Regions from separate parts of the Homo sapiens genome. Here region 2 is linked to region 1. The links are chromatin contacts, found by Hi-C or POLR2A ChIA-PET in ENCODE. All regions are on one chromosome and are shown on one strand. The core of a region is the stretch at or near the end of the contact, and the rest is flanking DNA. Distances in the headings are between cores, read along the strand shown.

What was found. Hi-C counts contacts between places; a loop is a spot of excess contacts on that map. ChIA-PET counts read pairs that join two places held with the same protein, here RNA polymerase II (POLR2A). Pooled maps may share reads with other maps.
Region 2: a loop to region 1 is called in a map with no recorded cell type, with 8 times the contacts of the local background. The contact joins the promoter of CHMP1A here to the promoter of ANKRD11 in region 1. A Hi-C loop is called at or near these places in 2 of 168 maps with a recorded cell type or tissue (ascending aorta and naive thymus-derived CD4-positive, alpha-beta T cell), 7 of 37 single-sample maps with no recorded cell type and 16 of 50 pooled maps. POLR2A ChIA-PET finds 5 or more read pairs at or near these places in 9 of 52 experiments (AG04449, AG04450, CD4-positive, alpha-beta T cell and 5 more).

What each region holds. Positions count from the first base shown.
Region 1 is chr16:89,488,075-89,492,849 of GRCh38, reverse strand. ANKRD11 (ankyrin repeat domain containing 11) reads left to right here and starts at 2,289. Exons shown (of 13, transcript NM_013275.6): 1 at 2,289-2,605. LOC101930112 (a long non-coding RNA gene) reads right to left here and starts at 1,880. Exons shown (of 2, transcript XR_933895.4): 1 at 1,464-1,880. It overlaps LOC101927863 (a long non-coding RNA gene), which reads left to right. Exons shown (of 5, transcript NR_188547.1): 5 at 217-447. RefSeq lists silencers at 1,570-1,619, 1,740-1,829, 2,030-2,509, 3,084-3,133, 3,214-3,323 and 1 more and enhancers at 2,715-3,229, 3,230-3,743, 4,333-4,402, 4,553-4,775, 4,601-4,775.
Region 2 is chr16:89,654,968-89,659,742 of GRCh38, reverse strand. CHMP1A (charged multivesicular body protein 1A) reads left to right here and starts at 2,035. Exons shown (of 7, transcript NM_002768.5): 1 at 2,035-2,161. The coding sequence starts at 2,155. SPATA33 (spermatogenesis associated 33) reads right to left here and starts at 1,907. Exons shown (of 3, transcript NM_001271907.2): 1 at 1,795-1,907; 2 at 1,322-1,495. The coding sequence starts at 1,831. RefSeq lists an enhancer at 1,754-1,923 and silencers at 1,639-2,028, 2,249-2,308.

The sequences.
Region 1 (4,775 bases), core at 1,040-3,539:
TTACAGGCATAAGACACCGCGCCTGGCCAAGATTTTCTAATTAGTGCATTTCCTGGCTCCTTTCCCTTTACTCTGCATTTCTTTTCTCTACCATACACGTTCTACTTCTGTCGAAATTCAGTTTGCTTTTACCTTAGTGTATTTTCAGATTCTGTTTCGAAGGCCAACTGCCTGCTTACTCATATTAATATTTTGCACTTTAAATTCCCCTGATAGATGAGCATGGTGGTGCAGGCCTGTAATCTCAGCTCCTCAGGCGGGAGGATCACTTGATCCCCGGAAGTTTGAAGCTGGACTGCGCTGACCGCACCTGTGAATACCACTGCCCGTCAATCAGCCTAGGGGAAACATTCTCGAGTGCGAGCATGACGGCTTAGGTTGATGTTTTTCAAATTTTCCCAATGATGAGTATTGTAAGGGACCAAAATAAAAAAATGCCAATGCCTAGTCCCCTCTCATCTAGAATAATTCCATAGGTGATGATGGGGTCCAGGACTCTGAATTTCGTCAATTTTACCAAATACTTCGTCCAGTGAGGCAAATATGGAAACACTTGGATCACCTCTTCGTGAACGCACATCAGCGCATACGCCGGCTGTTTTTATCAGGCGCTCACCCCTCATCCAATGGCGTGACTAGTTGTGGGTGGAGCCCGAAATCTGGCTGCCTAGAGAAGGCTGAAGGTCCAGTTATAGCATAACTAATGTTTCCCCAGAGCTCACATACGTGCCAAGCACCGTGCTACAGCCTCCACAGCCCCTTCATTTAATCTTCCCGATGGGCCTATGAAATAGGTGCTCCTGGCCCGCACCGTGGCTCATGCCTCTAATCCCAGCACTTTGGGAAGCTGAGGAGGGAGGGTCGCTTGAGTCCAGGATTTCAAGACCAGCCTGGGAAACACACAGAGAGCCTATCTCTACGAAAATTTAAAAAATTAGCCGGGTGTGGTGATGCCTGACTGTGGTCCCACCTACTTAGTAGGCTAAGGTGGGAGGATCCTCTGAGCCCGGGAAGCTGAGGCTGCAGTTAGCACTGCACTCCAGCATGGGCGACAGAGTGAGACCCTGACTCAAAAAAAAAAAAAAAAAAGAATAGGTGCTACTTGTAGTTCCCATTTTACCCACCAAGAAACTGAAGATCTGAGAGACAAAGCCTACAGGGTGACCGCTAGTCACTGGTAGGGCTGGGATTTGAACAGGGGCGGTTTAACAACTGATCTCTCGACCATAATGCGTGTTGCCCAAGAAAAAAGACCGTCCTCACGGTCCTATCCACTCCGGACTTTGCAATTCCGTTATTTCGTAAATTGAGGCCTATAAATAGTTTGCTTACCCGTTGTCTTAGTCCCCAGTAACATGCAGAACTAAAGAAGAAACTGAAGGAGCACCGATTTTGTTCACCTTGCTTTTTGGTTTAGTTCTGGAGGAGAACACAGGTGCACTTAGAACAGGATCCACACTTACCAGAGGCTTGATTCATTTTAGCTGCAAAGAAAACCAGTCCTCGTCTACCTTTTTCGCGTGTTGGAGAACTAACTAGCAAGGCAGGGAATGCGGTTCGTGGGCGCTTGGCCTCCTCAAGCGGCTCAGGCTCTCAGAGCGCGAGGCCCAGGGGCTCTGGAGCCGCGGCCGCGACGCGCCCGAGGGCCGTTCTCTTCGACGGCAGAGCAAGAGTCACCGCGCGGGAGCCCCGAGCGACCGCCCCGCTGCCCCGGTACCCTCCCCTCGCAGCCGCCCAGAGCTCTTCATGCCCCGTGACGCCCGTTAGGGCAGCGCGGCCGGAGGCCGGGCCGGACGTGGCCCGAGATGTCCGGGGGCAGGCAGAAGACCACGGGCACGCGACAGGCAACCGCCGCCTCGGCTCTAGAGGTGGACGTTTTGTCTCCCTGCGCTTCAATACCAGATTTTGTTTCCAGACGACATCCCTGTTGCTTCCGGCACTTGGAAAGACCAATCGTCAGGCCCGAGAATGCAAGACCCACCCTCCTTTGCGACGGAGGCAGCCAATCCAGTTGCTCGCTACTTCCAGTGTCGCATGCGCCCTTACGCAGGACCCTGCCCAATCGTTACCGGGACGTCCTCCTAGTCCCGCCTCCGGACCGCCAGAGAGGCTGTCAATCCCGCCTCTCTCCTTCACTCCATTAGCGCACTAACTCACGGCGCTGTGACGTGCACAGCCCCTGCGGCCGGCCGGGGCGGGCCAATGGCGGTGGCGGATACGGCGGGCCAATGGGCGGGAGCGTCTCATGCGGCCGGCTCCCGCCGCAGCCGCCGCTGGGTCCTGGAGCCAGAGGCCGCCCTGAGACGGTGCGCGATGGACCGAGGGCCCCAGCCGGGGAGGCGCCGCCGCCGAGCCCGCGGCCAGACGCCCCATCAGTAGCGTCCGCACCGGGAGCCGCGGCTCTCGCCCGAGCCGTGGGCGCGCCCGAGGGGCGGGCTCGCCTCCCGCCGTCCCTCGCAGCTCTGCCGGGCCCGAGCCCGCGCCGCCGCCGCCGCCGCCTTGCCGCTCGGGCCGCGCGGCCCGGGAAACGCGGCCGCGGGCTGCATGGGCAGCGCCCGCGCCCCGCCGCTGAGCCGTCGCGGAGCCGCGCAGCCCTCGGAGCACGGTGAGAGGCGCCGCTGGTCTGGGGGCGGTGGTCGGGGCGGGCACGGGGCATTCGCGCGGCCTTGCGGCCTGCAGGCCTTCCCCGGCGACGGAGCTGCGCCGCGGGCCTCCGGGCGGGCCTGGGGGGTCGGGGCCGGGTGGGCGGGGGTCTTTGGGGGCCCGGGGCGATCGTGAGGGACCAATAATGGGTCCCGGAGCGGGCCTACGGGTCCGGGTTCGGGGCAGCCGGGGGTCTTTGGGGGCCCGGGGTGGCCGTGAGGGGCCCATAGGGGGCTCCGGGGGGGGCCTGGGAGGTCGGCGGAGCTTGGGTCGGCCGTAAGGGGCGGACGGGGGCTCCGGGCGGGCCTGGGTGGCCGGGGGCCCGCGGCGGCTCTGAGGGGCCGATTGGGGGCTCCGGGGCGGGCCTGGGGGCCGTGGGGGCCCGGGGCGGCCGTGAGAGGCGGACAGGGGGCTCCGGGGCGGGCCTCGGGGGCTCGGAGCGGCCGTGAGGGGCGGACGGGGGGCTTCGGGGCGGGCCTGCAGGTCTTGGGGACCTGAGGCTGCCGGGAGGGGCTGCCAGGGGGCGCTGGCCGGGCGCCGGGTTCTGCGGAGCTGGGGCGCCGACCTCTGACCCGCGAGAGGGGCGCCTTCGCCGTGCTGGTCGTAGTTGTTATTCTCAGCGTCCCTATTATTATCGCTGTTTTGAAATGAGAGCAGGCGGCTCTCGGGCTCCGAGCCGGAGGGGGAGGGCGAACTGGGGACCTGGGGGCGTCGGGGTTGCAGGAGGCGCGCGTAGGCCGAGGAGGGGCAGGAATGCGGGCAGCCGTGTGGGGGGTGTTAGGGGGAGGGTAGGCGGGCGGGTGTGGGGGGTGGCTGGGAGGAAAGCGGTGGCGGTGGCGGCTGCAACAGCAGCCCTTGGCCTCAAGGAACAATGTGAGACGTTGCCTGAAATGTTAATTTCCGTTCCTCATTTCATCATCCCCTGGCAGGGCGGTAGCTGTGTGTGTGGTGTATGTGTGTGCGCGCGCGCGCGCGCGCGCGTGTGTGTGTGTGTGTAGGGTTGGCCCTGCCACATTGATTCAGTCCCCTCTCAAAGAGGGATTGTACTGTTAACTCTTGTGTTTGTGTTATTTGGGAAGGTTGGTCGGGGGGAGTCTTGATTTTTCTCGAGGCTTGCTCTTTTCCTGGTGCCCCATTAAGATTTTCTGCTTCTGTTGTGTTTTTGGAAGGTTAGTGTTATATATCAGCTTCCAAGAAGTTTTGGAAGAGGCTTGGGAAGATGAAGCTGGTCTAACAGCTCCCTATGCTTTGAAACTGTTTTCCTTCTATGTAACATGCTTAGGATTCATCGTTTTTGTAGATTATGAGTAGTTTTGTATCCTTTTGCAAGAACAGGGTTTTATGGTAGAGAAATTAGATTTCAGGCTTTCTTACATGAGGAGAGAGTTTTATGCAGTCATTAGAGCAATATCCTTAACACTTGAAATGAGAAATAAAAGTGTGCACAGTTGTTGAACTGCAAAACTTAGAGAATCTTTTGATCCTTTTTGGGATGTTGAGACTTAGCCAAACATATAAGATGATATTACCTGTGGAAAAAGTGCCATCGAAACAGTTACTGTTTTTGTTGTGTGCAGACCTAGTCTATGGCATAACGTTCAAAATCGGAGACCCTGAGGCTGTTTCTTTGGTTTCTCTGAGACCTTGATTTCTCTTAGTAAGTATTGGCTGCCCTGGAAGACTTCGAGTTCTGTTAGAGAATGATTACAGAAGTCCTCTGATTTTACTCTGCAACTGTAGTTAAACTAGAAAAAAAGGGGGGGGGGCGGATGTCTTGCTCAGCCTTCATTGTGACCCTTGCATTGGATCTCGTATAGTTGGTGTGGCCTCCCCTACCCTCCATTCAGCTGTTGTTCTCCTCTTTCTGTAGTTTCTCCCCGAAGAGCAGGATCTCCTTCGATAGGCTGGCCATCTGAATGGAACTGGATGGGAGGGAACAAAGACCAAGTTGCTGTGACGTTTTCTCTGTTCTTCGTGATGCCTCTTAAGTTTGTTGAAAAGTTCCCCACAAGATAGTGCTAAATTTGACCTAAACTTGAAACTTTCAGCAGTTTTTTTCTTCTGTTCTATTTTTGCTGTAGTAAAATATACATAACACAATTTACCAGAATTTTGTTTTTAAAGGTGTCACC
Region 2 (4,775 bases), core at 786-3,285, 170 kb before region 1:
GACATTCTTTCTTGTCTGACCCGAGTGGTTCTCTCCTTATTATTTTTTTTTTTTTCTGAGACAGAGTCTCACTCTGTAGCCCAGGCTGGAGTGCAGTGGTGCGATCTCGCTCACCACTACTTCTGCCTCCCGGGTCCCGGTTCAAGGTTCGAGCAATTCTCCTGCCTCAGCCTCCTGAGTAGCTGGGATTACAGGCACATGCCACCACGCCCAGCTAATTTTTGTATTTTTAGTAGAGACAGGGTTTCACCACGTTGGCCAGGCTGGTCTTGAACTCCTGACCTTAAGTGATCCACACGCCTCGGCCTCCCAAAGTGCTGGGATTACAGGCGTGAGCCACTGCGCCCAGCCGAGTGGTTCATTCTTGTGATGAAACTTAAAACACCTCCTCCTGGCACAGGCCCCCAATCTCCTCGGACGGCAGGCTCTGCGGGTTCTCCCTGCCTGACCCTTCTGCAATTCCTACTGCAAGGCCTTGCTGGCTCCCACTGGGCCACAGCAATGGGTCTCTGACCGGGCCACCTCCCCTGCGAACTGGCTTCCCCTGTTGGTAGGCACAGACCTCATCATGCCGCCCTTGTTTTTTATTTTTAAATATTTATTTTTTGTAGAGACAGGGTCTCACTATGTTGCCCAAGCTGGTCTTGAACTCCTGGGCTCAAAAGATCCTCCTGCCTCGGCCAAATAACTGGGAGGACAGGTGTGAACTACCGCCCCAGGCAGCACCTCCGTTGTTTAAAATATTTAACGCTTCCAGCTCCACGTGGTAAAACTGATGGAAAACTTTGTATTCTAGCTTCTTCCTACTTTTGGGGCCTCATCTTCCCCACACACACCCAAAGGTCTGGCCACACTAGGCTGTTATAAAAGACACCTTTGTCGCACCCAGGTTCTACTCCTCGGTCACCCTCCGCAATGTACTTATCCCCACAGCCCTCGGAGAGCTACAGTCCAGCCTGGGACGGCCTCCCAATGCTCTGTTCCAGTGTGCGGAGGCTCAGGGATTCTCAGTGGCACCAAGATACCCAGCCCTCGAGGAGAACCTCAGGTGAGACACACGCACACTGCCCCAGCCCCTCGACCACCTGGTACGCACTTATCACTCGGGAACTGACCTACATTTTCATTAAACTTATGTTTTCAACTAAGATTTCTGGATATTTACCTCCTACATAAAGTTCCCAAAACAAACCAGTTTCATCTTTACGGCGCGTGCCTGCTACTAGTGTCCATCCGGTAGGGTCTTACAGTAGGCTCCTCACCCCAGCCCCAGATCCTCCAAGCCACTGACCTCGCTTCGCTCCCTCCCGCCGTCTCCTACCTTCCAGCGAAGCTGCCGGCGGCGGGTGCTTGGCTGTCCCGGCCCCCGGGTGGAGGCTGTCCACAGGCTTCTCCGACTCCCTGTCTGCCTGCCTGGCTTCCTGGGAATGCTTCTCCATCAACTTCTCCTTAGATTTTGGAACTGAATAGGTGGATCCCTTCTTTTGCTCCTCACCTGAAATATATGGATCATCCGTTAGACCCGGGACTTACCGAATGCAGGGCAGTGGGTCCCATCGTCTTCAGTCGCCTGCGTGGGTCCAGAATAAGCTGGCTTCAAGTCTCGAGTCTCCGCGTTTCCGTAACCGCCTCAGGCGGGAAACGCGCCGTCCGTGGCGGACTCGGCGGCAGGAACGGTTCGCACCGGGCCGAGCCTGGCGCCTGCGCTCACACCGCCCCGCCCAGCCCAGCCCCGCCCTGGGCCCGCGCCCAGGGGCGGAGACGCGGGGAGCCCAGCGCCTGCGCCTCCTTTACCTTTCCTGGGTTTCTCTTTGCTTTTGGAAAGGCCCATGGGTGAGCCCACCGCCCCCTCCGACGCAAGCCCGGGTCCCCACACCTCCGCGGCCGCGGAGCCGGGAGCGACTCACAAAAGGTCCTCGCGCCAGCGGCGTGCGTCACCATGGCGACCGCGCGCCGCGCAGCCGCGCCCCGCCCCTCTGGCGGGACCGGCCACCATCCTCTCGCGAGAGCATCCCGTGCGACCGGAAGTGGGGCGGCGACCCCGGAAGTCCCCGCCGGGTGCAGCTTGGTCGGTTCGATCGCCGCCGGGACCTGACACCGCCCGGAGTTGGCGTCCCTTCTCCCTCTCCGAGTGCTGCTCCTGTCATTGTGGCCATGGACGGTAAGAGGTCGCGGCCGTCCTCCGGGGACTCGCGCGCGGGGCGGGGCCGCTTCTCCCACTGGCGTGGGCTCCGCCCACCTGGGGCCGCGGGCAGGACTCAGGAGAGCTCGGGCCTCGACCGTCGATCCCCCGGGACCCCATCCCCAGGGCCTCGACCACCGACCTGGGACCCCTTTTCCCGGTCGTCGTCCCCCGATCCCCGACCCGGACCCCATCCCCAGGGCCTCGACCACCGACCTGGGACCCCTTTTCCCGAGCCTCGTCCCCCGATACCCGACCCGGAACCCCTTCCCCAGGGCCTAGACCACCAACCCGGGACCCCTTTTCCCGGGCCTCGACCCTCGATCCCCGACCCGGAACCCCTTCCCCAGGGCCTCTACCACCGACCCGGGACCCCTTCTCCCGGGCCTCGACCCCCGACCACCGACCGGGACCCTTCCCAGGCCCCCGACCCCCAACCCGAGATCCTTTACCCCGGGCCTCGACCCTCGACCCGGGACCCCTCCCCCCAGGCCTCGATCCCCGACCCCCGATTCGGGACCCCTTCCCCGGGGCCTCCATCCCCAAATCTCAACCCGGTATGCCTTCCCCGGGGCCTCGACCTCTGACCCCCAACCATGGACCCGGGACCTAGACTCCCGACCCAGGACCCCTTGCCCAGGGCCTGGACCCCCGACCACCGACCCAGGACCCTTTCCCCCGCCCCTGGCACTCCTCAGCGTCAGGCGCCCTTTCCCGCCAGCTCGGTAGGGGGGACTGTGCGATGCCTGTTCGGCCTTTCGGGACTTGGAATGTCGGGTCAGAGGGCACCAGAAAAAGTGACAGTTGCACCCCCTGCCCCAAACAGCATCACTGCAAATCAGAAGGACTCAGACAGAAAGCGCTCCCTGAGTGCCAGGCCCTGGTCACAGCAGCTCTTTGCGTCCATTCTCCATGTGGGGAAGCAGAGGTTTGAGCAGGAGCCAGCACAAGCGTTTCTGTGCTCAATGGGTCGCCCTAATTCTTACCTTCTACATCTGGGGCTAGCCGGCTGTGTGCTCAGGGATACCAAAGAACAGGAAGAATCTGGCAAAATGAAGTCCTATGTTTGCTGAAACATCGTTGGGCTGGTGTGATGGGCAGGCTTTTAAAAATACTTTTTGAAGGGCTGGGCGCGGTGGCTCACGCCTGTAATCCCAGCACTTTGGGAGGCCGAGGCCGGCGGATCGCAAGGTCAGGAGATCGAGACCATCCTGGCTAACACAGTGAAACCCCATCTCTACTAGAAATACAAAAATATTAGCCAGGCGTGGTGGCGGGTGCCTGTAGTCCCAGCTACTCGGGAGGCTGAGGCAGGAGAATGGCGTGAACCCGGGAGGCGGAGCTTGCAGTGAGCCGAGATCGCGCCACTTCACTCCAGCCTGGGCGACAGAGCGAGACTCCGTCTCAAAAAAAATTCTTTTAGTTAGAAGTGTGAAAAGCTATAGTACCACCGTGTCATCATCATGAAGGAAATGTGTAGAGATTTTCTGCCCTGAGAGAAGATGAAAGATAACATCTACCTCCCGCCACAAAAAATATGCTGGCCAGGCCGGGTGTGGTGGCTCAGGCCTGTAACCCCAGCACTCTGGGAGGCCGGGCGCGGTGGCTCACGGCTGTAATTCCAGCACTTTGGGAGGCCGGATGTGGTGGCTCACGCCTGTAACCCCAACACTTTGGGAGGCCGAGGTTGGTTGATCACCTGAGGTCAGGAGTTTGAGACCAGCCTGGCCAACATGGTGAAACCCCGTCTCTTCTAAAAATACAAAAATTAGCTGGGCCTGGTGGCGTGCACGTGTAATTCTAACTACTTGGGAGGCTGAGACAGGAGAATCGCTTAAACCTGGGAGGCAGAGGTTGCAGTGAGCCAAGATGGTGCCGTTGCACTCTAGCCTGGGTGATAGAGTGAGACTCCGTCTCAAAAAAAAAAAAGAAAAATTGTGGCTTTTCACTCCACAGCTCACTCAACTCTTTTGAGGGGACTTCTCTCAAGCCCATGTCAGATTTCCTCAGAGTCAGATTTTGCCTTAGCTGGGTTTTTGTGCTGCCACACACGGCTGGAAGAGAAAGCTGAGGTGAGGAAAGCTGAGGTGAGGGAAAGCTGAGGTGAGGAAAGCTGAGGTGAGGAGAGCTGAGGTGAGGGAAAGCTGAGGTGAGGGAAAGCTGAGGTGAGGGAAAGCTGAGGTGAGGGAAAGCTGAGATGAGGAGGGCGGTTTGGCCAGCATCCCACAGTGAGTTGGGTGGGACGGCCCGCCTGGCCTGCACTGTGCCATCTGGGTCAGGCTGGCTGTTTTCCAGTCACAGATAACCTTGGCCGTGACCACACCTGAACTGATAGATGACAGGTTGAACTTGGCCTTGACCACGCCTGCACTGACAGGCGATAGATTGAACGATGCCCAGAGCTTTCTGGAACCCCGGGAGATCTCATCTTGGAGCCTTGGTGTGCATTTGTGAACACTCAGTAACCTCATTCTTTTACAGGCTCCATTTCCTCGTTGTGGCTAGTGTGGTAAAGCCCTTTCAGGAATCTGGGGTCAGGGTCGCTCTCCAAATTTAGCAGTTGAATGAATTGAGATCAATCCTACTTTTTAAA